Linked DNA regions of Homo sapiens: region 2 is linked to region 1. The links are chromatin loops, found by intact Hi-C in ENCODE. Cell type or tissue: prostate gland. All regions are shown on one strand. Each heading gives the region's core, and the rest is flanking DNA. Links, peaks and the distances in the headings are about the cores only. Region 1 overlaps EGFR (epidermal growth factor receptor). Region 2 overlaps EGFR (epidermal growth factor receptor).

Region 1 (12,899 bases), core at 34-8,033:
AAATAAGAACAGAGACATCAGACCACACTGAGCACTCAATAAAGAGAAAATTCTTCAAAGGTAGCTGATTGATGAGAGTTTCCACATGCAGATGGGACAGGCACTGATTTGTGCACAAGAAGATCAACTTGATTGAATCCAAAATAAAGGAATGTGTGTGTGCTGCATGCACGCACACACATATCCCCATGGCAAACTCTTGCTATCCCAGGAGCGCAGACCGCATGTGAGGATCCTGGCTCCTTATCTCCCCTCCCCGTATCTCCCTTCCCTGATTACCTTTGCGATCTGCACACACCAGTTGAGCAGGTACTGGGAGCCAATATTGTCTTTGTGTTCCCGGACATAGTCCAGGAGGCAGCCGAAGGGCATGAGCTGCGTGATGAGCTGCACGGTGGAGGTGAGGCAGATGCCCAGCAGGCGGCACACGTGGGGGTTGTCCACGCTGGCCATCACGTAGGCTTCCTGGAGGGAGGGAGAGGCACGTCAGTGTGGCTTCGCATGGTGGCCAGAAGGAGGGGCACATGGACCCCTTCCAGGTGAAGACGCATGAATGCGATCTTGAGTTTCAAAATACGTACTCATGGAGGAAAAGCTGTGCCTGCAAAAGACCTAGCACAGGGACGTTTACGCAGGGCTGTGAAGTGACAGATGCAGTGGGAGAGGGCCCCTCCTGGGTGCATCTGGGGATTCCCCATGACAGAGAGGCCCAGGCAACAGTGGCCATGAGGAGCACATTGGATAAAGGAGGAGTCGGAGTCACCTGATCTCTGAGTTTGGGAACTGATAGTATCTTTGTTATGAAGACCTCCGCCTCAAGGTTGAGGATGCTGTGTTTTAAAATATCATGAGGGCCTGTAGGAATCTGTGTGGGGTCCGGAACACCCTGGGTAATGACTGACCCTGCACATCAGGAACGCTGGCTGTGGGTGCTGCAGAGGACAAGCGATGGAGAAGGCATCCGGGGAGCACCGAGCCAGCAGGGAGAAAGGCCTCCCTTCCCCACAGGCCAGGCTTGGCCCTGACTGTGCTCTGGGAAATGGGTGGGCATTTGGGCTGGGGACCCTGCCCACAGCACCTCTGCAAAGAGTAGCTGGATAAGCTCTTTCAATAGACCAGTCCCAGGTTTTGAAATGGACAGAGCATTCAATCTACAGTGACTAAAGGCTGCCTGGCTGCCCGGGACCCATTTCTAAAGAGAAGTGGTCTCTCTGTGCTGTGCCCCCAGGCTCCCTATGGGAAATCCATGCTGCACTGAGTCAGGCATCTGCTGCCCTGCTAATTCCGGCTGGCTGCCAAGGCAGGGGCCTTCCTTTGACAGAGCCATAAATACAGACTTTATTTTAACCCTTCTGCTATTCTTGGGCTGAGGAAGCTAAATTTATTTGCAATCAGGCACACAATGGGGCCCTCTTTTCTGTCTGACTGAGAATGAGGGAATCCCCAATTTCCACCCATAAATTCTCTTTCTCTTTAAAATACAAATGGTGGTGACCTTTTATTCAGATATGGAAAAGAACACACAGACTGTAGCAGAAAGCATCCACAGCTGCTTTTCACATCTCAGCAATGCCTATGTTTTGAGTGTGGACTTGGGCAAGTTAGTTTCTCTGCAGAAGTGAACACACTGAGCCAGGCTCTGAGATAGGGTGCTGCTCCAGGGTGCCCGGGCAGGTCAGGAGCAACAGGCTGGCGGGAGGCAGGGTGGAGATAGGAGACAGGAGACAAAGGCAAGGTGGGGCGAGGGGACACAGACAGTGGACCCTCAGTATCTGGGGAATTGGTTCCAGGACCTCCCTTAAATATCAAAATGTGAGGATGCTCAAGCCCCTGATATAAAGTGGCACAGCATTTGTGTGTAACCTACAGACATCCTCCCATCTACAGCATCTCCTGATTACCTATAGTACCTAATACAGTGCAAATGCTATGTGAATAATTGTTATGCTGTATTGTTTAGGGAATAATGACAAGAAAAAAAGTCCGTATATGTTCAGTACCGATGCAATTTTTTTCCCCAACGTTTTTCATTGTGGTTGATTGAATCCATGGATATGAAACTGCAGACATGGAGGGCAAACTGTAAATATTTACTAAAATACAAATATGCTCACACGCTTTCCTTGCCCTAAACCCTGCCCTGGCCGTCCCTGTTCCTGGGAAGCCCCGAGGCTGACTGCCCTCCTCCCTCCAGCCTCTGGTCCTCCTGCCCACCTTCTCCCCAGGAGAGCTTCCCTCCACCCTTACCCACGGGAGAACCTCTGTCCCCAGAACCCACCTCCTCCTTCCTTAGCAGACTCTTTCTCAGAGGAGCCTTCCTCGACTCTTCAATCTAAATGAAACTCTCCTGGTATCTTGCAGTTTTTCCTTCAGAAAGCAGCCTCAGCATTGCCTGGGAACCTTTTAGAGCCACACATTCTTGGGTCCCGCCCCCAGGCCAAGAGGGTGAAATGCAGGAGACAGGCCTAGCCTTCCATATGAACAAACCCTCTGGACTCTGAAGCTTGATGAAGCTGAAGAGCCACTGCTTTGAGGCAGTCATCATAATCTGTACTTAAATATTTGTGTGATTTTAAAAATACCCTCCCCACCAAGTTTTTGAGGAAAGAACGGCTTGGTCAGCCCCTAGCACACGCTTAGGGTCTAGCTGGCGCTCTGCAGTGTCGGATCACCCGGCACACACTTGCTCTTACGTTGACTCAAGTCTCCGCCCCGTATCTGTTGGCAAGTACGTGGCAAGTGCTCTGAGGGCCTGGACCTTTGCTTCTTCAACATTCCAGCAGGGACTAGGGCAGATCTAGGCACATACCTACTTCAAAACTGTCAGGGTTGAACTGTACTGAAGTCATGAAGGTCAAAGACTCAAAGCAAGTCAAAGTCCAGGCCACTTGCATTCAAGACAAACAAACAAAAACTATAGCTTTAAATATTTCCTGCAGAGTGTTTAGGCTCTCTATTTTCAAGGAGAGTGTGTGTTATTTTCCTTTTATATTCTAAAGATAATGCCACAATTTTAAAGAAGAGAGGAGATATTTAATATCTGTGGACTCAGTAGATATTGAAAATATCCCTTTAACTTGGATAAGTGCTTGTTTATAAAAAGTCAGAACTGGACAGGGCCAGGAAGCGTATTTTGTCTGAGGTCACTGTAGTCAGAGGGTAAGCTGAGGCTGACGAGGTGAACGGCCCACCTGAGGCCACCCTGAGCAGGGTCAGGTCAGGCCCACAACCAGGTCTCCTGACCCTGGCTCCCTCCATGGCCCACTGCTCACCCCAATGGGTCGGAGGCGCCCCAGGTCCTCTGTGTGAAGGCAGCCTGTGGGGCCTGTTGGGTGCTCCAGTTAACAGACTTTAGACGTGGGAGACACACACACAGTACACCTAGAAATCTGTTTTGCGTTCCCTTCCATTGCCTACCCTAAATTTAAACTGGAAAGCCTATGAAAATTTAATACGCCATGGGATTGCCAGAAAGCACAAATCACATCTCTCCCCCGGAGTCTGGGAAGCTGTACAACCATAACACCAAAGAAACCCTCTGGCTCTTCCTATTTTCTCAAGATCTGGTTGAGACTTGAAAACATATTGTATTCATTTGAGAGGGAAGAAAAATCTGCAAACCAGAGCAGTTTGAGCAGCCCATCTGCTGCAGGGCCTCGCAGGGCTGACCTGGGGCTGGGAATGGGGAGCAGAGCGGGGGGCGTGGGTGTCGGCCACACAGAGCCTGGAGCCCCGCCAGGCCCCATCCTACTAACATCTGATAGACCCACTGGGCCATCACTTCCTCCCCACCCAGCAGGCACAATGGGAACGCTGTTCAGTCGTGTGTCCCGTTCGGTGTACGCAGAAGCTAAAGCGAGCTTTGTTCTCGGCTGTTTGTCTTGGAAGTAGTAAACGTGCACCGTGACCTACAGCAAGCATGCTTGGTATTCCACAACAATCTTCGTGGAGCCCCAGCACCCACAGGCTGGCAGGCAGAGCGCACAGTTGGAGCCCCCATGGCTCCTAGCCCAGTCCCACCGCAGGAGTGTCCCTGAGGCTTTGTGACCTTGAAAGCCTGTTATTTTGTCCTAACTGCTGACATGACTTTTGGTTCCTTCCTTCTGGCTTGTCTCTCTCATCTGTGAATGGCTCTACCGTATGAATTGGGATTCCACTAGCTCTTGAACTCCTTAAGGAGAGGTGTACGTCCAGCCTTATGAATGAAGGGCAGGTGTCCCCTGCATTTTAAGAACTTTACTCATTCACTAAGCCACTGCTAGCAACATGGAACTGGGGCTGCAGTGTGTGTGCCGGCTGTGGGGGCCTGGTGTCTGCAGGGGAACGTGAGTATGGAGTCATTGCTGCCGTGCATGCGTGCATGTGAGTCTTTCTAAGAGCACACATGGCCCCATGAGCTGTCCTGCCACAGGATTAAGGTGCTATTTAACTCCCTGTTGAAATTGGCCTGGGCACTGCTGGCTTTTGCTTTCTTTACCAGAAAGTGCCTCCTCCAGCTTCCCCCTCTCCATCCCAGTGTGGTGCCCTGCCCGCCAGGATTGCTGGTGAGGCCTGGGCAGCCTGAGCTGCAGGACAAACCACAAACCACAGGCTTCAGGGAACACTCCAGGCTTGTCGCCCTCTGACTGCAGCAGACATGACATCCATCATTGGAGAGGAGGGGGGACATGGCCGCAGTGAAGAAACATGGGGCAAGGAAATAAAATGATGGAGGGGGAAGAGGGGATGAGGAGACAGGACAAGCAGGAGGCCAAACTGAGCTTTCTTTTATTTCTTTTATTTATTTAATATATTTAGGGATATATATATATTTAGAGAGAGATATATATATATTTAGAGAGAGATATATATTTAGAGATATATATCTCTAAATATATATAAAATATATATAAATCTCTAAATATATATCTCTCTAAATATATATCTCTCTAAATATATATCATATATATTTATATATCTAAATAACTATATACAGAGTATATATAGATATCTATATTCAGATATATATAGGTATCTATATTAATATTTATATCTAACTATTTTTTTGAGCAGGGTCTTGCTTTGTCACCCAGGCTGGAGTGCAGTGGTGAGATTTTAGCTCACTGCAGCCTAGATCTCCTGGACTCAAGCCATCTTCCCATCTCCTGAGTGGCTGGGACTACAGGCATGAGACACCACACCCAGCTAATTTTTTATTTTTTGTAGAGACTGGGTCTCAGTATGTTGCCCAGGCTGGTCTCAAACTCCTAAGCTCAAGGGATCCTCCTGCCTCAGCCTCCCAAAGTGCTGGGATTACAGGCGAAAGCCACCATGCCAGGCCCATGGACGCTTCAGATGTTGGGTGCACTTAACTTTTAAGCCTTGACCTTATCTATCTTCTACCCCATTTCCAACTCCACAGAAGCATATTTCCTCCAATTAAAAGGTCCTGGGGGCACTTTTCAGTGAACACTGCTTCCTTCCCAAAGCACAACTATTGTCTTAGAATACATCCAAACCCTCCTCACACTGCATTTATAAATACCACTGAAATTCACATTTCAACATGATTTTGTATAATTTATTAGAATGTGTTGAATGAATAAAAAATGAATTAAGGAAGCAAATTGTGCACAAAGATTTTCCTACACAGCACAGGTGAGGGGCCAGAGATTGTAAGTGAAAGGCTTCACAGATTGCCCGTCTTCCTGTATTTCTTGTGGTTATGTTAATAGACTTAACATTTTGTTACTAGGACTTGACTCAATTTGTAAACCGTTAAAATGAAAGCTAATTTTTCTTGATAAGTATATCATCAATTTTACAGATTTTTTATTGTATTATATCAATTCATCATCTTTCATTTAGAAGTATATCAACATGGGATTTCCCCTACTATAATAAAAGGAAGAAAAGCTGCCCAGAGAAAATTAAACTGTAGATTTCCTCCAATTAAAAAATTGTATCTTAAGACATTTTTATAAAGGCCCATGTTCTCTTTACTTGCTATGTATTCTGTGGGTTAGACATGAGGCGGAGGATATTACTCTCTGGCTTTTGTCCTTCTTGGCTGTAAGATCAACTAAATTCTCTAGAGTTTTGAGGTAATAAGTCAGCCATTTTTCCTTTTCCTCGATTCTGCTTCCCTAGTCCGCTGCCTGAGCCCCTTGACCTCCTCTTTCACTTGCTCTGTGTTGGGACAAGAGCAAAGGTTTCCACCAACTCACAGCAAGCCCAGGCCAGTGTAGAAGAGGCTCTGTCAGACTCCAGCCAGCATCTTCCCACCACTGGCTGGGGAAGGCCCAGAGAAGGTGGAGAAAGTTCAATAGAATTGGTAGTAAGAAGATAACAATAATCTTGTGGAATTTTCCAAGAACTTATTCCACAAAGTAACAATCAACAGACACTGGAGAAGAATGTGAATTATTCTGAGAGAAAGTACAGAAGGTGGGCAACAGTTTATAGACTGCACGCCATCATATTCTAGGCACCTTTAAAAAAAGCCATTTCAAAGATGAGATAACTTGGTGGAGTGAATTGAATGCAAGTTTCAGAGTCAGAAATAACAAGGGGCTTAAACCCTATCCCAGCCATATAAGGGTCAGCCAATTTCTTTATGCCTCCATTTCTTCATCCAAAAAATACCAAAAACAATACCCATGCTCCAGGCTCACCAAGAGCACTCACTCATCATGCGTGTCAAGAAACTAGTGCTGGGTAGATGCCAGTAATTGCCTGTTTCCAGCCTTTTGGGGTGGATACCAGCATGGGAGAGGCCAGTGCTGTCTCTAAGGGGAGGGAGTTATACCCACTAGAGCTAGAAAGGGAAAGACATAGAAAGTGAACATTTAGGATGTGGAGATGAGCAGGGTCTAGAGCAGAGCAGCTGCCAGACATGAGAAAAGGTGGGCCTGAGGTTCAGAGCCATGGACCCCCACACAGCAAAGCAGAAACTCACATCGAGGATTTCCTTGTTGGCTTTCGGAGATGTTGCTTCTCTTAATTCCTTGATAGCGACGGGAATTTTAACTTTCTCACCTTCTGGGATCCAGAGTCCCTATGACAGAGAGAGAAGGAAGACGTTAACTGGCAATTGTGAGATGGTGCCACATGCTGCCCAGTGATCTGGGTGGATGTTACCAGCGATGCACCCCGAAGGTGAGGGACACTGGGGCTGTGGAGCCGCACCTAAGGCTGATATTGCTGGGGGCTGTGACGCCCCCGCAGCCCTGCAGCTGTTGGGCTCCACGAATCACACTGATTATTTAGATAAAAGAATCTCAAGCTTGTAAAGCCTGTTATAAAGTCCGTGTGGATCATTTCATCCAGAATTTAATGATGCTGCGTCTAGGCCTAACTGAAATCAGATTTCATGCAAAGAGGATCTAGAAGAAGCAAACGAAGATGAGCCCATTTCAGCTGGGCTGCATTCTGATGCCGTGCGGTGAGAGGCGGCCCTCCTCCCGCCCTGTGCTGCACCCCATGGCAAGGTCAATGGCCCCTTTCATAAAAATGCCTTTGGTCTGTGAATTGGTCTCACAGGACCACTGATTACTGTGGTTATAAAAGATTTCCTCTCAATAACTTGGGAAAAACACTGGAGTTTCCCAAACACTCAGTGAAACAAAGAGTAAAGTAGATGATGGAAATATACAGCTTGCAAGGACTCTGGGCTCCCCACCAGACCATGAGAGGCCCTGCGGCCCAGCCCAGAGGCCTGTGCCAGGGACCTTACCTTATACACCGTGCCGAACGCACCGGAGCCCAGCACTTTGATCTTTTTGAATTCAGTTTCCTTCAAGATCCTCAAGAGAGCTTGGTTGGGAGCTTCTCCACTGGGTGTAAGAGGCTCCACAAGCTGGGGGGGACAAGAACACAGAGACAAGGGTCACCTCAGCCCTCACCATGCTGGAAAGCAGTGCCAGACATGGCCCAGCAGGGGGACCAGCAGCCACGGCATGGGCTTGGGTGCCAGGACACGGCACTTGCCAGCTCATTTGGAAGGACAAATGTACGCCTTCTCTACAGAGCTTGACAGAAGTTGGTAGAAACACAGGCTCTGATACAGGTGTTCTTTAACTGAACAGCTACCTTTCAACAAACACAATTTCTATGTCTGTTTCCACGCCTATTAACTGGATTGAAAACTCCGGTAGGGAAGTTGTGCATGGCGGTCGTTTGGTTGGGGCACATCACACGCGCTTATGCTTATGAGCCGCTGGGTTGCTCTTTCCAGAGAACATGGCTTCCAGCACAGGACTGGGCTGTGGCGAAGTCCATCATGGACAAAGCCACTGTGTGGACAATGGTGTTTTCCAAAGCAGGAATCTCTCGCCTTCGCCACAGTGCCAGCATGGGATCAACAGCCAGGCTTCCTGGCCTCCCTCCTATGCACACACAGGCACCGGGTCCTAAGCAGATGCCACACAGCTTTGTGGACATTGAAGGGTGCAGCCTAGAAACATTGCCATTTCCTCGGATGGATGTACCAACATGTCACCAACTGGGTATAACTGCACATTCAGAGATTCTTTCTGCATCATAATACAATTATGTATCTAACATACACAACTGCTAATGGCCCGTTCTCGGGGCTGGCCCTTGTTCCTGTCGGGGTGCGAGGGCTCCTGAGCCCACCCAGGACTGGCACTCACCTCCCTCTCCTGCAGCAGCCTCCGCAGCGTGCGCTTCCGAACGATGTGGCGCCTTCGCATGAAGAGGCCGATCCCCAGGGCCACCACCAGCAGCAAGAGGAGGGCCCCCACCATCCCAGTGGCGATGGACGGGATCTTAGGCCTGGAATGAGGTGGAGGAACAAGGAAGGGTGAGGTTGCTGACAGATTCCATGGCCTTGGCACTCAACACGCCCCTGCATGTTTCAGTGCACTGACATCTTGTAGAATGATCTTGGAAAGTGAGACACTATGTAGCTTCTAAAAGGAGAAAAAACAGGCTTCTAAGGCAACGTTTCCAACTTTCTCAAGCTCTCCCCAGTCCCCTACCAGGCACACTTTTCCTCATTTTTTAAAATTGAGGCTTTATCTGGACCTCTCCATATAATGAGTATTTTTCAATTTGTTGATTAACAAAATATGATTCAAAAAATAACTTAGACTTCAATAATGCTTTTTCATGGATTGGTATTTTGTTCATTCCAAGAGTATTTCCATGCAATTGAAGTGCCATAGTCCATACACATGGACCAGGCACTGCCTCTGGCCAGGCTGGGTGAAGGGACTTTTTGGCAATGCTGAGACTCCTCTGGGTCCTTGGCTTTTAAGATGAGCACATGGATTGTGTGAAATACTCTCTGAACGAGCTTGAAAGGGGTTATAAAGGAATAGGATTCAGACATAGAAAGCATCATTGTGATGAGTGATGTCATCATGCAGCCTCAGACTGTAGGGTGCATTTAATCCTCCCTCCCACAGAGGTCATGTCTAGTTCCAGAGAGAGGAAACCAGAAGCCACATGTGCCAGCTCACTAGAATACCGTAAGATATAAAGAATCATTTGCTATGGAGCGCATATCCATAGGGCGCCACAAGAGTAAGGGCGGGTGAACAGGAGGAGAAGAAAAAGATGGAAAAGAGCAGATGTAAGAAGGAATGGCCATGACTGGTTTCCAGGTGGAGACATGGTGGAAAGCCCCGTGACTAAGATCCCTGAGATTGCAGTGTGGAGTGGGGAAGTTCTGCTGGGTGTCCTAGCAGCTCACTGAAGAGATGGGAGTGGAAGGGGACCCAGTCTTTTTGAAGTTGCCTTCTTCCTCGATCATGTGACACTGGTGGCAGGAGAGAGAGCTATGGCTGTCAACTCGGGGGCGGAGGAGCATGCCAAAATGAAGGAAGGGCAGTGGTGAGGAAGGGACTTTGTAAATGTTACCAGAGATGGCAGAGGGGCCTGGAAGTTTGGTTCATGTTTGGAAACATCCAAAATGGCAAACAGGTGCTCGGTGTATAATTCCATGATTCCTGGCTAGACGCCATCGAGAGTAACACCACTCTTTCCTGGTGAGTTTGAATAAGACTTTTCAACCTTGCTTTTCTCAGGGCTTTGCTCTGGCAAACTGGCCAGAGCTGATGTTGAAGGAAGCCCTTTTGCCTTTGCTGGGCAGTGTGTCTGGGAAAGAAAGCAAGGAGAAACACTCCCCTATGCTGGAGGTTGTCATCGAACAGAAAGGCCACTCACACACAGGCTTGTGATGGGACCAATGGGGTAAGTGGACAGAAAAAAAGAGGAGCTAGAGGCACAGAAGGACCCAGCAAAACCAGTGGAACCAAGGAATTCAGAGGCAGGCCATGCATCGAGCAACGGCGGAGCAGGGAGCAGCCCCAGCACTGTGTGTCCAACTTTCCCTCCACTGAGGACAAAGTTGGCACGTGGAGCCACGTGGAACCAGCTGGGCAGTCTCTGCAGAAACCCTGGCTGAGGGTAGGCTGGCCCAGAGCCATAGAAACTTGATCAGGACAGAGGACAGTCAGAAATGCAGGAAAGCATCTTCACCCACAGCAGTGTGGTCATTCTTGACGAGGTCCATGTGACACAGAGCTGTGAACACTTACCCATTCGTTGGACAGCCTTCAAGACCTGGCCCAGTGCATCTGTAGGAAGTGAAAGAGAAATATACATTTTTCTCATTCTACTTCTTTGGCATATATTTTGGAGATTTTTAATTAAATCATAAAGCAATATATGCTAAACTACTCTTAAATAATTAAAATCACTATGTGTCTGGATGTTGGATTGGTGGTTAATTATTTATTATGCATTTATTCATTTGTTCATTCACTCAGCAAATATTTTTGAGTTTCTACTCTGTGACAGGCGTTGTTCTAGCATTGAACAAAGCAGCCAGTTTGTTATTGAGATGTTTTCACATCTGGCTTTTGACACAGATAATTGTCCCACAGCTGGCTCTAGAATTTCAAACAGAGGGGCAGAAGGAACCAAGGCTAGAAGCATGGACTGGGGCCATGCTAATTACGGAGAAGGCTGGCAGCATGGAGTCCCTGCAGGTTTCTGACAAATTCTGTGCTTTGAACAATCATCTGGCAGCGAGGAGGAAGAGGTCAGTCCTGGGGGTGATGGTTAGCTACTAGTTGGGGTGAGAGGCACTGGCAAAGGGAGTGGAAGGAAGGAAATGGGTAGGATACTCTTGGGAACCTGGCGGCCCACGTGCAGGGGTGGCAGAAAGGAAAAGCGGGGGGAACAGACACGTGAAGGCATGAGGCTCAGTGGCAGGAGGAGGCCGTGATGATCACAGATGCAGAAGGCCAGGCATGGAGGTGGCTGCATCCACCCCAACCCAGCTGAAACTCTGACGGCAGAAGAGAAGGGATCCATCCTAAGCATGACTCCTGAGCAGCTGGGCTCCCGCTCTGGTGGGACACGCTGCCATCATTACTTTGATTACAGGATGATAGTTTAAAAAGGCAGAATAACATGGCTTTGAGACTCTCATTTCCTGGCCTGGAGAAAGATGGACAAGTACATTTCAATATGTGAGAGGCCTGGGGAGCCCTGGTGTAACACTATAATCTGATCCTAACAGTTTCTATCTCTGCTCTCCAGGTCTCTGTTCTCTACACTGCTCTTCTTAATTTGGGGGTCTGGGTGCTCCCTCTTTTCCATGGTGTCATGTACTGCAGTCTTACCCCTGTGGTGCTTTTGAGCTTAGTTCATAAACCAAACACACAGGCTTCGTAGGGGTGGAATATACAGGAGACCTCGTTACTGCCCACCCCACTACCTCCTACAGACACCAAACAGTCTGAGACAGAAAGCAGTCACTCAGGAACAGACCTAATAGCAGTCTCTCCCTGCCTGCTGAATGCAATACAATGGGAACACCCGGCAGAGGGAGGGCAGATTGAAACTGCAAATTTTCTACAAGATGCAGTCTTATGCAGGCTCTGAAAATGCTTTTGGGCAACCATAGGGATTGCTAACAAGAAGCTGTGACAGACTTGTAGGGAAAGGTAGACCAGTTGACCCTTGAAGAGAAGCTGGACAAGGACAGTGGCAGGACGGGGCTGCAGGAGAGAAGGATGTGAGAGCGTCAGAAGGCGAGGGGCTCCTGCTGACGCTGATGAGGCCCTCGGTAACTCTGCAGAAATGACTATTGAGTATGAACTCAAGCAGCTATAGCATGTTATTTAATTCTGTCAGAAAAATTATTCTCTGGCTCCCACTTGATTCTTTTTTTTTTGGTAAGGAATTTATACATATTTGCAATTATAGCAGTAACTAAACTTTGTTACATATAATTAAAATAGGCAAATTTTCATATTATTTGGTTTATTAGGATAAAGATTTCAAAGCAACTTTCTCCTCACCGTGTACTATGAAAACACAGTTCCATTTAAAAATAGATATTCCTGCTGGGCGCAGTGGCTCACGCCTGTAATCTCAGCACTTTGGGAGGCCAAGGTGTGTGGATCACTTGTCAGGAGATCAAGACAAGCCTGGCCAACATGGTGAAACCCTGTCTGTACTAAAAATACAAAAATTAGCCAGGCGTGGTGGCAGGTGTCTGTAATCCCAGCTACTCGGGAGGCTGAAGCAGGAGAATTGCTTGAACCTGGGAGGTGGAGGTTGCAGTGAGCCAAGATCACGGCACTGCACTCCAGCCAGGGTGACAGAACAAGACTCCGTCTCGACAAAAAAAAAAAAGAAATAGCTATTCCTCCAGGGTTCCTCCCCCTCGTCTGGGTGGCTGCACCTGCCCGGTTGGAAGGTAGGGCTTTTGGAATCAGCAGCTGCTTATGCTGTAGTCTGGGCTCTGATGCTGCTGTTCACAAGTTGTTAAAGAAACCCCTGTAAGTGTTTCTTTAACAATAGAAATGGAGAAGGCAATACATCCCATCTGAGAAATGAGAGAGACAATATATTCAGGAATGTTGTGCACGTCATAAATA
Region 2 (16,090 bases), core at 3,311-11,310, 68 kb after region 1:
AATCTTTGGGGGTTTACTGTGAGCAATTAGGAGATGTTTTCTACTGCTGGTGGTGTATAATTTGCTATAACTGCGCTGGAAAATGTTTTGGCAATATCTTTCAAAGCTACTAAAGCGACCAGTACCCTCTGACCCAGCAACGCCACTCTGAGGTACCCAACAGAAATGCAAACAAAAGTTCACCAGGGACACGTGGGACAATATTCATAAACTTGTAACTGCAAGAAAAGAGAAAGAACCCATATGTCCATTGGCGGTAGAATGGACGAACGCAGTGTGGTATTCTCCTATGATGGAACTGCCCAGTTATGGAATGCAAGAAATACAATTTTGCAGCACAGCATGGAAAAATATCAACACATAATGTTGAGTGAAAGAACCTGACCCAAAGGAGTACCTACTGGAGGATTCTATGTAAGCAAAATTCAACAGCAGGCAAAGCTGGCCCATCGTGCTGGCCTTAGGATGGTGGTAGCCCTGTCCCAGGAGGCAGCACGGGGTGCTTCTAGGGTGCTGGTATGGTCAGCTGTCCTGATCTGGGTGCCACTTACAAAGGGCTAATTGGTTTGTGATATTGGCCAAATTACACACCTTTGACTTGTGTGTGTGTGTGTGTGTGTATGTGTTTTTTTTGAATTTAGTTATACTTGAAAGTTTACTTGAAACATTTCTAGAAGGCTGCTCCCTCTGAGCAAAGCTGCCTGGGCAGCATCGAATTCCCAGTCAGGAACTCATGTTTTTAGAAGGGAGTTGTGGTGAGGCTCTTAGGAGTACATAAATGAGAGGTGCAAAAAGTGGGGTGCTTGGTGCAACTGGATTTCTTGTGGACAGCGGCCAGGGGTGGGATGTGCGCATTGCGTGGGCACAGGAATCTCAATAGCTGGCCCCAGAGCAGAAGCAGAGAAGGTGTGAAGGCCTGGACTCTTCTGAGCTTGAGGTCAGGGGATCTACTTGCACATTAGAGTTATTTAAATGAGGAAAATGCATGCCCTTTTTGAATCGATGTTGTCAAGCCTTTCTTTTCCTAGGAGAATCTTTCGATTCCCAGCATGGGGAAAGCATGTTTTCAGGTATTAAAATGAGTAAGGTTGTAACAGTTACCATGAATCCACATGTTGTGCCCCATTCTAAATCAAGTATGATGATAACAAACACTGTAACCCGTGCCTAGGAACACTTGTTTCAAACTTCAGACCCCTCTCCAGTTACATGGGAAGCATGGCTGTGGGCATGCATCTCTCTCCGCATAATCTGCGGTCGCTTAAAACTTAAAGTTATGGCAAACCATGTTGTCCTGATGATTATAGTTTCCTGATGTCACTCCCCATTCCAGTTCTGCAATCCCAGGGACATCCAGTCCAACTACCCAGCAAAGACACCTGCCTGCTACTGTATGACGGCATTGGCTGAGTTTGAGGAGGGCACACAGGAAGCTCCAGGTGCTATCTACAGCCTCTGCATAGGTAAGTCACTGGGTCCTGAGAGCAGACCGGGATATTTGCAGGGAGCTCATGGATGGGAATGTGAAGCTGAAATTTCACTATACCTTCAGGAAGGCTTCCAGGAACCCCTTGAGATTCAGAGAACTGCGAGTTACTCTCCCTTACTGCCATTGATTATAAAATCTATTTTTAAGAGAAGGAATAGCTAAAATCTTAGATGATAATAAATATAACTTCTTAAATCCAGTAGAGGACAATAAATATATGTTAAAACGAACTCATGAAAATAGCAGCCATTGACTGAATATTTAGTTTGTGTAGGCAATGTGCTTGGCGTTTTTACAATAATCCTGGCAGGTAAAATGAAATGTAAATAAACCTTATTCACAGGACTATAGTGAGGTTAAGAGATCATGCCTGTCTCACTTTTATAAACTATAAACTATGTGAGTGCCTGGCTCACTTTTCTGATACTTTTGTCTGAACAGAGTCTTGGTGATATTTTAACTTATGGTATTTTTTGAAGCCATACTAAATTCTCATGTGAATTTAAAGAATAATATAATGCCTGTAATCCCAGTGCATTGGGAGGCTGAGGCGGGCAGATCATGAGGTCAGGAGATCGAGACCATGGTGAAACCCCGTCTCTACTAAAAATACAAAAAATTAGCCCGGCGCGGTGGCGGGCACCTGTAGTCCCAGCTACTCAGGAGGCTGAGGCAGGAGAATGGTGTGAACCTGGGAGGCGGAGCTTGCAGTGAGCAGAGATCGCACCATTGCACTCCAGCCTGGGTGACAGGGCGAGACTCCATCTCAAAAAAAAAAAAAAAAAAAAGAATAATACAAATACAAGTTGCAGTGTTTCATTATTTCTACACAATGTCCTTCTCTCAAAAGCTGATATTTATACAGGCGGTAACAATATATTTAGAATTTTTTGTAATGCCAGAAAAATAACAAAACATAAACACATTGATTAATACTTTAAGTCCATTGGACATGGATACTATAGGAAAGAATGGATTCCCCAGTCATCTCAAAGCCAAAGGTTCCTTGTTATAAAAAGTTAGAAATACAGATTTTTTTAAAAATAGTATTTTTAAAAAGGTACTAAAAGTCCAATATTAAGAAACTTAAAAATTATTGTATACATAGATATAAAATTGAGTCCTCTAATAATTAAACATCATGTATTTTTAAATGTTTTAATTTATTTATTATTTATTTTAGAAACAGGGTCTCACTGTGTCACCTAGGCTGGAGTGCAATGGTGCAATTATAGCTCACTGCAGCCTTGAACTCCTGGGCTCAAGTGATCCTCCAGCCTCAGCTTCCTGAGTAGCTGGGACTACAGGCATGTGCCACTACACCTGGCTAATTTTTAAGCCTCAAGTGATCCTCCTGCCTTGCCCTCTAAAGTGTTGGGATTATAGGTATGAGCTACTGTGGCCAGTGTAAACATCTTTTAAAATATTAAATGGTATAGGAAATATCTCAGGATATACTGTTAATGAGCAAAAACACACACTAATATATTAATAATCATTGTTCCTAAATGACAAAATTCTGTGAGCCTTTTATTTACTATAACATGCTTTTCTATATTTTTGTAATATTCCAGAGTGCCCATGTCTTACTTTTTACATTGAGGCTGTGAAATGTGAGAACACAGGAAGGAACCTGGTTTTGGCACCTCTGTGGAGCAGTGCTTCCCACCCTGGCCACAAGTTAGAGTCACCTGGCAGCGTCCAAGCCCCTGCCACCATGGCCGTGCCCATCAGAGTGTCGGGTGAGGCCTGGCTTGGCAGCAGCTGCTCAAAGCCCCCAGCAGGCTCCAGGGCTGCTGCAGGAAGGCAGGCACCTACTTTCTAGAGGTCTGTGGGTTTTGGATGGGGCTTGAAACCATATCAAAAACTCCCAGAGCCCAAACACAGCCCTGCTTCTTATCAAATCACCTTGGAATCTCTGTCAAAGCTAAACATTCAGGGATGTTTGTATCAGAATTAAAGTTCTGTGCACTCATAGGGCAAGAGTGTTGAACAAAAACTAGAGTTCTAAGCTATGCTTTTGGATGAAATAGTGAATCTAATTGAGATTGTCAATGATTTTTTTCCTTATCGATCCTCTATTGAAGGAGGTACATTGACAAAACATTGGGAATGTGAAGAGAATGTGGTTTACTTGTCTGTGGGGGGAAAACATCACACTTGTACACATCAAAGATGGAGGAACCAAAACCACCATCCTGCAAACACATGGGAGAGGGGAATTGCTGTCAGGTGTTTTCAACTGTATATTTCACCTGGGAAAAAAAAGAAGGAAATTTCCTGGGTGCCAGGTGATTTGAATAGGACATTTTTGTGGGATTATCGAGGCAATACCATGTTTACTGAAAGCGTACTGTGTAGCAGGCACTCACATAGTCTCACACAGTCAACACGACCATGAGGCAGAGCTGGCAGGCTTGGCAGTGTTGGGTCATTACTAGAATGTTTAGGGAAGGGAGTTGTTTTCATTCACGGAGCTTCCTATTTAACAGAAGGTTAAGGAACAAAACCTCTTTCCAAGGTGACTTTTGAAAAACTTTCTACAACATACAGGAATCGCTGCTCCCCTGGCAGACAGCCTGTCGGTGCCTGTCATCCAGCGTCTGGTACAGACATCTCCTCCTTTTCATTCTCAAAAGTGTCCTTGTGTGGAGGGAAAATGATATGGTCACTCTGAGTCTAAGGGGATAATTTAATCTTCCTTGATGACTATCTCTGGATCGTCAAGATAAGGTTGATTCCCATTATAAAAGACAAAGGCTGGAACCTGGGAATCAGGTGTTGCACTGGCACTTGACTGTAAGGCTGTATGGGATAAAGAAAGGTGCACAGTCCTGGAAGTTGGGGGTCTGGGATTCCAGTCCCTGCTCTACCAATGGCTACCTGTGTGACCTTGGCCGGTTACAGAGCCCTCCGACAGCAATTCCATAGTCTACAAACTCACTGCCTTGGTATCACAGGGCAGAGGGATTCCCATCCAGCGTTTCCTACTTGTGCATTCCCATACTGATCTCCAGAGGCCGGCAGGAAGACCCTTCCTCGCTTCACAGGAGGCTGCTGAGGCTCGGCCAGCCACTCCACAGGGCCTTCTGAGGGGGCAGCCATGGCCCTCGGGCCACACTTCCTGTCTACTGTGAGATCAGCCCCTGGCCACACCAGGCCTGATTCTGAGGCCATGTCTAGGCGATGTGAAAACTCTTGATTGAAAGTGACCACCCCAGCTAATCATCTGTTTGTTTTGACTCCAAATGATGGGTTTGAGCAACGTGCCACCCCGGGCAGCTGCCTCAGTCGCCTGGCTGCTGTGTGCTCATGGTTGGCCTGAGACTTTTCACCCACCATGCAGGGCATGAACTTCTGGAATTTGAAATGCTTGGGCAGGGGAATGACCCTGAGCCACAGCACTCATCAAATCACTACTGAACCACCCTTAAATCGTGTGGCTATCAAAGTGAGTCACAATGAGACCCGAAGGGGTGAGACGCCGACTGCAGAACTGCTGTCTAAGCTGGGTATCGGTTTGCAGTGGGGACCTCTGTAGGGGGACCTTGCTGCCCTGCTTCCGGTGAGTCCTGTGGGTCACTTAGTGAGGGCGTCGTGGGTGAGGCTGGGTAGCCCAGGTGTCTGCCTCAGTCACGCCAGGAGTTCCAGTCCCAGCTCTGGCACCCATCAGCCAGAGACCCCAAGCCCATCACGCAATCCCACCCTGGGACCCCACCCCACATCAGCCATCCGTCAGGTGGTGACTGCTGGTTAAACGAGATGCTGTAAACAGTGCCTGGCACACAGTGATGTAGAAGCAAAGGAATATGTTTCACCTCCTTCCTGTTTCAAAAAGGTCTCCATTAATTGGCATCATCATAAGCCCTCCTAAATGTGGTATTTACACGTCATTTATCTGCTGGGCTGCTGACATAGAAGGACAGGTCTTTACAGAGGAGCTGGCTATCATAACATCCAAACACTCCTCAGGTGGGTGCTCGCCTGTGCACCATCTCATCTTAGCTCACTTAACTGAGCCCACTCACTCCCGAGCCAATGCCAGCTTGCTACATATCAAGTCCAGGAATTCATTTCTATAGGATTTTATTCAATCTAGAAAGTAACATGATTTTTAGTGTTTTTTAGACAGTATTTTGAGCAATTTAAAACCCCCTAATACAATCACTGCTGCATTTTATTCAGGAAGCCTGGTGGGTTCTGCTTCAAGCCTGTCTAATCAGTGGCACAAACAGGCTCAGGAAACTGGAATCCAAGTCTAATAAATAAAAGGTGTGAGGTTTAGAAAAAAAAAAAAACAAAACGTCTAGCAAGCGAGATGAAACCTGCCTCGCTGGGCAGCTGCTCTGAAACCGGTTACTGTGGATTGCAAATCATACCCTGGCTGATTGAGCCCTAAACCACAAAATGTCTAAAGAATGAAGCAAAACACTTTAGTTCTAGTGCACTTTGGTGTAAGAAGGAATCCATTAGAGTTAGAGGACTCAGCGGGCCAGGCAGAGAGAGCACACACCGCGCGATACCCGAACCCAGCTGGCAGGGTTTCTTGGGAAGAGTGCAGTCAGCTGTCTGCTAGCATTCAGCGATTCCAAATCCAATTTCTATGGTTTCTGAATCAGTTCCTGGGATATAAATGGAAGGGGGGAAAAAGCAACAATGATGCTTCCAAGAATAAAAGCAGTTGCAAGTCTGGAAAACCCCCAAAACTCCATTCGCTGGAAGGAAGCTTTTCTGAAGGCACTTGAATCCCCTTCATTTCTGCATAGTGTCAATGGAAAATGAAATCACTCCCATCTTGGCCCTGAAATGCTTCTCCAGCGACTTCACACCTGGGCCCAAGATCTGCCAGGGGCCAGCTGGTCATTGTGCAGAGGCTGGTGGCTAATGGCCAGCGAATGGCAAGAGAAAGGAGAGCGGGGCTAAAATCGGTCCCAAATAAAGCATGAAAAGCAATATTTGAAATTCTACTTCCGGATCCGAACAGGAAACAGAATGGAAACCCAGTAAATCACAGACTGGAAAGTTGCTTTGCTCCTTAATTCCCAGTCACACAGTCTCCTATGAACTTCCTGGTTTTGGACACATGCTAATTGAGCTATAAATAATTTAATGATCGTAAGACATTTAACATGGGAAACAAAGGCCTATAAATCATCGGGGTCAGTGCCAACGAAAATTGGGGGCTTTGCCCAGCCTCTGTCCGCCTTTCCCAGTGTGTGGGGTGGGAGAGCTGCCCCATGTGTGAGGACGCCCCGCAGACCGGGCAGGCTTGGCTGCAGCAACCTGGATACATGCTTCTGCTTTATTATCTTCTTGGGTTAGCAGTGATCAAGTCACAGAGACATCCATGTCTGCAGAGACCCCTTTTCTCTCTTTTTGGCTACATTCCTACTGGCACAGAATACATAAATAGGAAAAGAAAATAGATATTTATATTTTCCATTATGCTGTTTTAAATCTACTATGTCTAGAATTTTATAGCATGGGATATGTTACATATTCTTTTAAAAATAAGGTAAATTTTCTAAATTAAAAAAAAGCTCAAAACTTGTTGTCTCTGGAAATTCTCATAAGATTCCTAGGAATCTCCTCACTTCTTCCCTCCCCAGCAGTATCTCATCATGTGATGCCTCATAACAACATACACTGTGTGTTTATGCTGTTATCTCTCACATTTTTCTTTCTGTGCCTCCTCATGTACTTTCTTACTTGGTTATCCGGATAACCTTCTCAGCGCGGAGAGGTCGCCTGCCGGAGGGAACCCACAGCAAATGCACAACCAGCCAGCAGCCCAGAGCTCCCTCTTGTTCTGAAGTCCAGTGGAGAACTGTTTTAGAGCTCATTCAAAAGGAGATGGGCTTTATATTTTTGTTTTCATTTGCTGAAACACCAGACAGGCCCTTTTGTCATGGAAATAAATGCAATCCTAGGCCCAAAGGAATGATAGAATTTGTCCTGTGAGTCAAAAGTTTATACCTAAACCAGGAGAGGATATCCCTTTAAGAGCAAATTTGGAATTAAGCCTCTCTGCAAAGGTAATATTCTGACTAGCAATGACTCACATGGGAAAGCGAGGAAGGCTTTGAATTACTGCTTCAGAACCTGTCTTGTCTTGCTTTCTGCTTGGTCGCTGGCAAAGAGGAGCTGCCCTAACCAGTAAGCAGCAAGCATTGCAGTCGGCTTTGTGCTTTGTAGCAGGTCCTTGATTTTTTTTGGAGAGGGCCATGAGGCCACACCTCAAGGGCCAAATCAGCCTGCAGTCATTATTACCTGGGAACACATCCCAACACCCGATTCTTCCATTGCTGTAGATAGTCCTTAAAATTTTCCAAGAATAAAAGCATCTCAGTTTAACTATAGAAAGACTTGATGCTTGGGAAGAAGATGAGGGTATCCAGACCCCTTTTGTTTAGGTTGCATTAATATGTTTTATGTGGAAATAGATTTTAAATGACTTTGCAGATCACATAATTTAATCCTCTGTGCACATTAATCTATTTCCTTTCTGATGTTCAAGGTTTGGGAATTTATTTGCCTAAGGAGGCAATAAATTCTTCTTCCTATGGGACTGTGCTGCTCATTCTGCTAAATGCTGTCCCTCCCACCTTCTCCCTTGCAGCCCCCTCCAGCGTATCACTCTATTGCAGTCTCACTGAGCAATGACCGTCCTCACAATGTATCCTGCTGATTTATATGTTTACATAGGCATTTCTCTTTCCCCACTAAGATGTAAGCTCCAAAAGAACAGCAACTTGCCCAGCCTGTGTTGAGGTGCTTAGTTCATGTTTGTGGAGTTCAAATCACTCCTTAGGAAGTTGCACATGAAGTCAAACTTTGGCCCTGTTTCGCTTCCACCCATCCATTGCCTCTTATTCTGCCACCTGGAGTCCTACAGATTAAATCGAATTTCGGTTTGGAGTGACTGTGCTTTGAGAATGGAGTCCTACAGATTAAATCGAATTTTGGTTTGGAGTGACTATACTTTGAGAATTTGAAGATGGCCCTCCTACCTGCAACTCCCTTCCCCATCTCTCCTGTCATGACTAACTCACGCCAGTTCTTTCAACTAGTGTTCATGAATTCCAGGCATGGCGACTTGCCTTCAGCCTACTGCTATTTCTCAACTTCTGAAAATGTAGCATGTAAAACTCACAAACCTCTGACCACAGATTTCACTTCCCAAAATTATTCCACAGACACTCACTCAAGTACCTAAAAATGTGTGAACAAGGATGCTCATGGCAGCCATTTATGGAGATAACCCACACATTCGACAACAGAGGAAGAGACAGTCACTCTCGGACCCCTCTGCACACCGGCACCCAGGGCAGCTCTGGCGGAGTGATACGGCCCCTGTGCGTGAACATGGACAGTTCCGAACATGAGTTATAAGTTCTAAGTCATGACTAGAACATAAGCATGATTCTATTTTTGTTGAAAATTCTGTGGGAATGGCCTATGGCCATTTCTTATCACTCAGGGCTTTTCTAGGCTCTTGCATGACAAATAGACTAACTCAGGGTCAGAGATTTCTGCATTTGGAATGAGTCACACTGCAGCTAAAAATCACCTTTCAGAAGTTCTGCCAACTTAAAAAGAATAGAACTTTTGTCTCAACTTCATCTTTCAAACACAATAACTAAAGAGGAAATACAGATTTTTCTAAGGCATCCAATAGGAGCCAGAAAAAAGATGGTTCTTTTATACAGCAGTGGAGGTGTTCATGAGCTGTTCTGTGTTTCTTCACATTTTTATACATAGTATAGTACCATTTACATGAGATTTAAGTATTTTCCTTAGTTTGCAAACCATTTATTTTACAAGTAGGCGTGTCTTTTGAATAGCTTGTGCCAGATAACGGGGGAACAGGGGGAAGATAATGCAGAGTGGGCAAACTCTATATAGCATATAGGCACTTGTGCAAAAAATAATCTTCCAATTTCAAATGCAAATATTGTTCTGTCCTCAAATCTGTGGCCTTGAGAATTTGGAAGTCAAATGTGCTCTGAACAACTGGAATTCACTGCCGTGATCTGCAGCATTCTCTGCCTGGCAGGGCAGTGCTTGGGACATGCAAGATGCTGGAAGAGATGAACTCTGTGCAGATGTCTCATGCCCTGCAGCATCCACTCTTCACAAATTTCCTCTATTTGGGGTTATACTGCCAGTATTTCACATGAAATTCATTAGACGTGAACATCTGAAATAATAGATTTTTTATATTGCTTAATTCCATAGGTGCCACGGAAAACAAAAAAAGAAAAATGGAAAAACAATAGGTCTCTGTCATCAAATAACATCAAATAACAAAACCCAATGGGCATTTTTCTTGATTGAGGGAACAATATTCTTCGAGTGATCGTTTTGCTTGTCATGTGGCTTGCCAATGGAAATAGGAAAAAAGTACACACCTACTATCAGGAAGAAAAAAACTGGGGAGGGAAAGAAGGCAAGGAGCAGGGAAGAAATACATAATTGTTACCACATTAACTAGTCTGTATGCACAATCAGAACGTTTGAGTTCCAATAAACCAGATGCTGCCAAAATATGCTGCTGCTTCTATCTTTTCTGAGTGTGTATGTGTATACACACACATACACACACACATATATTTATTTATGGGCAAAACAAACTGACTTTTCCTGTATTTTAATTTTGCTTGGGAAGGCACAAAGTTGGCAATATATATGTTTCTACTTACATATTTAGGATGTTTATTGTGAAAGCCAATTCAGGAATATTTGAACTGTAAGAGTTGAAGACAATTCCATGGGTAATAAGGTAATGTCTTGACTTGATAGATTTTTACCAGGATCTCTAAATATGATTTTTTAAAACCGACTTTAAAATGTACACTTTACAGTGTACATTTTACAATGCAGCTTTGAGGATAAATGATAAACCATCACATTAAGGATAAATGTTGATAATAGGATACATCAGACTTCCAGAGTTTAGGAGACATGTCTTAGAATTAGAGTCAGGACTAGCCTTTTGCATGAAATAATTAATTTGAAGAGTTTTACTTTAAGTCTCTACATCAAAGATAACATTTCCTTCAGGCCTGTGGATTGTGGAGTGCACAGGCAGTGCAGGCCTGATTTTTGGAGGGATATGTAAAGGAAACAGAACTGAAGATTGATAAACAATCCCTGGACATATTGGTGCCCAAGGAAAGCAGATCCATTTTGCATTGAATGAGCAGGGCAAAACTGATTAGGAAATGAAGGCATATTGCCACAGAATGAAGGGAAAAGGTGGGCTTGCCCCACTGGAGGGACTTACTAGGGTTCTCAGAAAAGGGAGGATGATGACAATATTGGTGGCTTCTGACCCAGAATGGTTTTGTGAGTTAGGGCGAGGGGCCCTACAGACACCTGGACGCACACTGTTCAACGTACTGCTGGGGGAGCAGTGAGCGTGTGCGTACCTGACACATCCAAATCCACTCCAGGATTGCAGGCACTGTACTATCAGCACTGCCCTGCACTGAGCTGCTGCTGGGTTTTTGGAATAGCAGTGGCTGTGAGTTTCTGCTGATGTCATCCCACATTCAGCCCTTGCCGCTAGGCTCCCAGACCTGGGTCTCTAGGTCTCCTGGGGACTCTGCACTACCTGATACAACTCCTATACCAAATTCTTAAATTTTGTTGTTTTCAAGTAAGCACACAGAAATCTATGTGTGTCAGCCCTTCTCATGTTATGCTTAAAATTTTGTCACATTCTCCACATCTGAGTTATCTCACAGGAAAGAATAAAAATAAGTTGTTTCTAAAAGCTTATCAAATAGAACATTTGTCTTAAATTATGTCTTATCTACCAAACAGATGTGTTTTTTTTAACAATCAAAACAACTAAATTAAAATAGTTAATGCATTTGGAACAATGGTTAATATAAATAATCTTTAGGATGAAATCAGAGTTCTTTCACTCTTTCTATATAAGCCCTGATTAGACTGATGTTTTGTGATTCACCCTGGATGTTGTCAAACCCTGTAGAGTCAGATGTGTAGGTGGTCTCAATTTGCACTAAAGCTCCCTAAATGCTTCTCCAGTTGTGCCCATGGCTAGTTCACAAGGCTATCATTTGTGCAGAAGCTGTTTTCATGAAGAAAAGGAGGGAAACAATTAGTGTCCACGTTAGGATACTGGAACTACTAGAGCCTGGTTCTCTTTGATCATGAAAGACTCTGTTTTATCAGAAAGTAATAGAGTAATTCCCTCTCTGCCAACAACAGAAAACCATTTTAAAATCTTAGCGCTGACTTTGAAAAGCACTTAGAATGAGAATAAAAAGCAACAGCAAATGATCTAGTTTCATCTCAAATACTTGAAGTGATGAAGGCATAATCTTTCTGCAGTTTTCCACTTGTGCATTCCCCACTCTTCTCAGCCACAAACCACACCAAAAGGTATGTGGTATATTTCTGAAGGAGCCACATTATAAATGAATGTATCATTCTTGCCTGAGCATTTGACATCAGGGGAGATGGCTAAAAATAAGCAATAAAGGCAGACATGTAACAACCGCAAGCTCCTCTAATAATAATTTAGAACATTCATTAGACTCCAAATCCAAAATCAAAAGCAAACATCCATTGTACAAGCACTTTATAAAGGGGCACCCCTGCAGCATAAAGTGACTATATCAGGCAAAAAGCTTGCTATTAATATTCCTATCCCTGGAATTCTTACTCATCCAGATTTCCCCCTTCAGTTACTTTTTCTCTTTCACTTGAGTAGTTTTCTGAGTGCAGCTGATCTGCATTGGATCAAATGAAGCCAAAGCACAAGCAATACATGACTATAAATCACTTTTCCTGACAGTCTGCCCACTTCCTACTGCGTTGTAAAACAACAGAAAAAATGTGGGGCAGTAACATGAATTTTTGGATGAAAAGAGTCAATGCCCCTCAGAGTTACTGAGGCAGCCTAGCCTCTTACAGTGGGTTGGGAGAGAGGGGAAGAGGGGCAGTGCCTAGGCACTGGATCAAGCCAGGCAGGGCAGAGCTTTGGGACTTCACACGCCGACATATTTCCACTAAGAACATAAATCGCTCCTCATCATTTGTGAAACAGTTACCGCATGCGGTAGACAGTGCCATATGCATCCCTGGAATCCTTCAGATAACCCCCACAGATAGGCTCTAGGTTTTCTTAATTGAGAGATGAGACAAATGAGGCTCACGAAAGTCAACTTGCCAAGGTCATCCAGCCAATAGGCAGCTAGGGCAGGACTGAAACCCGGCCTGTCTCAGAATCCATGGGGCTCCACATCTGCATCTACCAGGCATCATCCAGCACAGTAGCAGCGACGGCGGAGTTGGGAGCCTACGGAGGACGGTTTCAACCCAGCTTGGCAACCTGCTCCCTGCACGGCCTTAGGGAATTCCATGGCACTTGCTCTCCATGCCTCGGTCTCCTCACTGAATTGCCTGCAATGCCTTTTGCCACACAGATTGTGGATGAGGGGCCAAAGCACTCGGGATAGTGCCTACCAGACAGGAGCATTCGAGAAGCTGCTCCTTTATCGGTAGCAACAGGTGGTCTATCCTACTCAGTGCTGCCCAACACTGCTTCTAGACAAAACAGGCACACGCCCTTTATAACTCCTATAAATTGGATTTGAGTTGGGCCTCGATTGACATTGCTGTTTCTTAATATGAGCACAGGAACTTCTACCCTTCTGGCATGGAAAAATAAAAATGAATATAATGCAAGTAATGAATTTTTAGAAACAATGTCATTTCAGAACAGTTTCAGTCTTGTGAATTAAAAGATGTGAGCCTTCTATGCAGCATCCTTTATTCTTAAACCAGAGATGATGAAATCTGTATGAATAGTCACATGTCATGTCTGGTAGGCATAGGTTCAAGTATATATAAGGATGTGACAAGGAAGAAACAGTTTCCAGAATATTTAAGAGTCTTTTACAGGTCATATTTCTACAGACTCTTATGTTTGAAAGAATGTGGCCCAATGTGGACCATCCAATATCCAAACACCCACGACATCATTCTTTGGTTAGATTTAACTACCACCACCCACAGGCACATCATTCCCTCCCTAAGCATTACCCTTCTGTAGCTCCTTCTAGACCAGCTTTCTTCCTTAGCTTGTGCTTTAAATGAAAATCTGCCAGCTTTTCACTTAGTCTCTGAATGCAATGCTGCAGGTTCATAAATGGTGGATCACATTCTGTAAGGGTATCTTTACAAAAGTATATTACAGGGTGTTAGGAAGGGAGATATATTTGAAGACATATTATGGTTATGCACTTCTGCAATGAGACTGTCTAGTTAACTAAACCATAATATTAATTAAGAAATCAGTTTAAAAAGCAACCCTCCCAAATCCCTTTCCATGTATTAAGCACACAATTCAGATTTGCTCAGAGAGGACACACACTGAAGGGCTTGCAGAGACTGGGAAAGGTCATCAACTTCATAAATGGATGCTCTCAAAGTTCACCAACAGAGGATGCCTCAAAGAAGGGGAGGACATTCGGAAGCAGCTCACCCTCCTGAGGAAGAAAATACTGAAACTGCACTAAGAGTTCTGATGCAAAAAGATAATTCATGACCCATATGGGGAGTCTATTCTTATATCTTTCTCCATCTTCCCAAACTCCCCAAACTTCTTCAAAGGAAGAAGAAACTATACAGAAGTATTTTTAAAATCTACAGAAGTCAAAGCACGTGGCCTTCTTATTACATTGTCTGAAATGTTCCTCTTTCAAAGATGTTAAGGACTGCAGAATCTGCAAGATTTAATTTTTCCCTCTCCTCCATGCTTTAAACAAAATCTGATTTCACCATCTAGCTAGGTATATCAACCAACAGTTACATAGTGTGCCTCCTGAGAATGTTTATCAGGAGTTTTAAAAAAATTTTTAAAATTTCTATTTAAGATATATAAATGAACAGATACTTAGATAAACATACACATTATACATGTGGTATATAAATTTCATTGCTTAATTCTGACCCTAAAGAGTTGAAAAATGTTTTTTCCAAAAAGCATTTTGACGCAAACATCAGGGGAAAACCATATATTGTTAACATTACTTTTGGTAAAAAAAATTGTTACATTGTTTTGCTGAAATCTTATTCTTTTGACGAGCTGGGCCACCAAGAAGCAGCAGACGCTGCAGTTCAGTGTGCATGTCCAAGTCCAGTTCAACTTAGTGAGTGAACAATATGCAAAGAGCAATGTGTTAGCTGCTTTTAAAGCAGAGTTGAGTTAGACATAGTCCTTCACCTGGAGAGCATGGCTCAGGTAAGATGAGCCAGACAGACCAGGAGAATGTGGAGTGGAGTGCCCTGCTGGAGGTCGAAGGTGGCTGGGGTTCCTGGAGGGAGCAAAGCCATCTGGCTGAGAGATGGGGAGAGGAATTTGGAAATGTCCTTGGAGATTAATCTTGAGGGGCAGGTGGGAATCTTTCCAGTAGGGGTCTTACAGGTGGGAGTGGGGAGCTGAGGCTCTGGGTGAGGGAAGGTGGTGATGAGTGGGGGTGGGTCACATAAGTGGGCTTCTGTGGAGCACAGGGACCTGCAGGGCAGAGGCAGGGAACACGTTCAGAGAGGTTTTCAGAGCCACACAGTGACAGGCTTTAATGCCAGAGTGACAAGTTTGATGGAAACTGAGGGTTTTAGTCAAGAGAATGTCATGATCTGAGCCGAGCTTCGATACAGAGTTTCCCGACATAGCACAACCTCTTCCCCTCACCACGTGATCCAAGGCTTCTGGGCTGCGTGGAAAAGGGATGGGAAGAAATTAAGTCAAAATTGCTGAACCTCCGTTGCTCAACCTTAGAAAATCCTAGAATACACAGTATGCTGTGGAGAACTGTTGACAGGCAAACTTGTTCTAAGTTTCAAAATGGGAAAGAAGATGGAGATATTATAAATACCTATCTCAGGAAAAAATATAGACAGTTTAAAAAAGTTGCTGTATGTGCATGTACAGACAGACTTGTTACTCCTAAATGCAGGTCATGTGTGGCTAACCTGTTTCATAGCTGGGCAGTACTACAAAGCGGACAGGTCAGGGCAGCAGCCTCAGCCAATGCTGTGCCCGGACGCAGCATGTGCGGCAAGTTTCTCCTGATTCAACTGCACCTTAAAAGGAAGTATGCAGGCTGGCTGATAGGATTTCATGGATTCGTGACAGGTTAAAAAAAGCACAGTGATAAGAGGATGGATTTCTCAGTAGGTGAGAATTAAAATGGTGTTAAAATACAGAACTCAGCCTCGCTCCACATCCTCACGGTAATTCAGTAAATAGAGCGACAGAAAGAACACGGGGAAATGCTGGAGCAGAACTGTGTCTGTACCGATGGCATATCACATCTGAGTGTACCTCAGTAAGCTGGAAGGAAGTGCTGAGAACAGTAGGAACTGCAAAAGGAACAAATGACGAGGACTTAGGTCCCAAAGCCCAGTGACGCAAGCGTAAAGTCTGGTGGACAGGACAGGGCAGGCTTCCTCGAGTTTCCAGTCTTCCTGGATACCTTCTGCCCGGGCCCCTTGTTCACATCTGGCAGCCCTTGCAGAGGTTGTCAGAAGGAGCAGAGTTGTCAGAGGGTTGCTCGGAGGAGG

The links. Peaks named below come from ENCODE experiments on the same cell type or tissue, not always from the same donor. Only the 100,000 strongest peaks of a DNase experiment are listed, where the experiment ranks them.
Region 2: a loop joins it to region 1, with 2.2 times the contacts of the local background. A loop is called at or near these places in 3 of 110 quality-filtered maps.

Annotation. Positions count from the first base shown.
Region 1 is chr7:55,168,859-55,181,757 of GRCh38, reverse strand. EGFR (epidermal growth factor receptor) reads right to left here. Exons shown (of 28, transcript NM_005228.5): 16 at 10,545-10,583; 17 at 8,634-8,775; 18 at 7,715-7,837; 19 at 6,938-7,036; 20 at 280-465. EGFR-AS1 (EGFR antisense RNA 1) reads left to right here. Exons shown (of 2, transcript NR_047551.1): 2 at 1-2,008. Among named protein-coding and RNA genes, the nearest start is that of EGFR-AS1, 14 kb to the left of the region's middle. RefSeq lists an enhancer at 1-558. In prostate gland, for the core only: a CTCF peak has its summit at 446 (motif pointing right); DNase peaks (open chromatin) are centred at 347 and 3,867; H3K27ac peaks cover 6,901 bases.
Region 2 is chr7:55,101,067-55,117,156 of GRCh38, reverse strand. All of the region lies in intron 1 of EGFR (epidermal growth factor receptor), which reads right to left. Among named protein-coding and RNA genes, the nearest start is that of EGFR-AS1, 80 kb to the left of the region's middle. In prostate gland, for the core only: no CTCF peak of the experiment used is centred there; DNase peaks (open chromatin) are centred at 5,886 and 7,626; H3K27ac peaks cover 1,993 bases.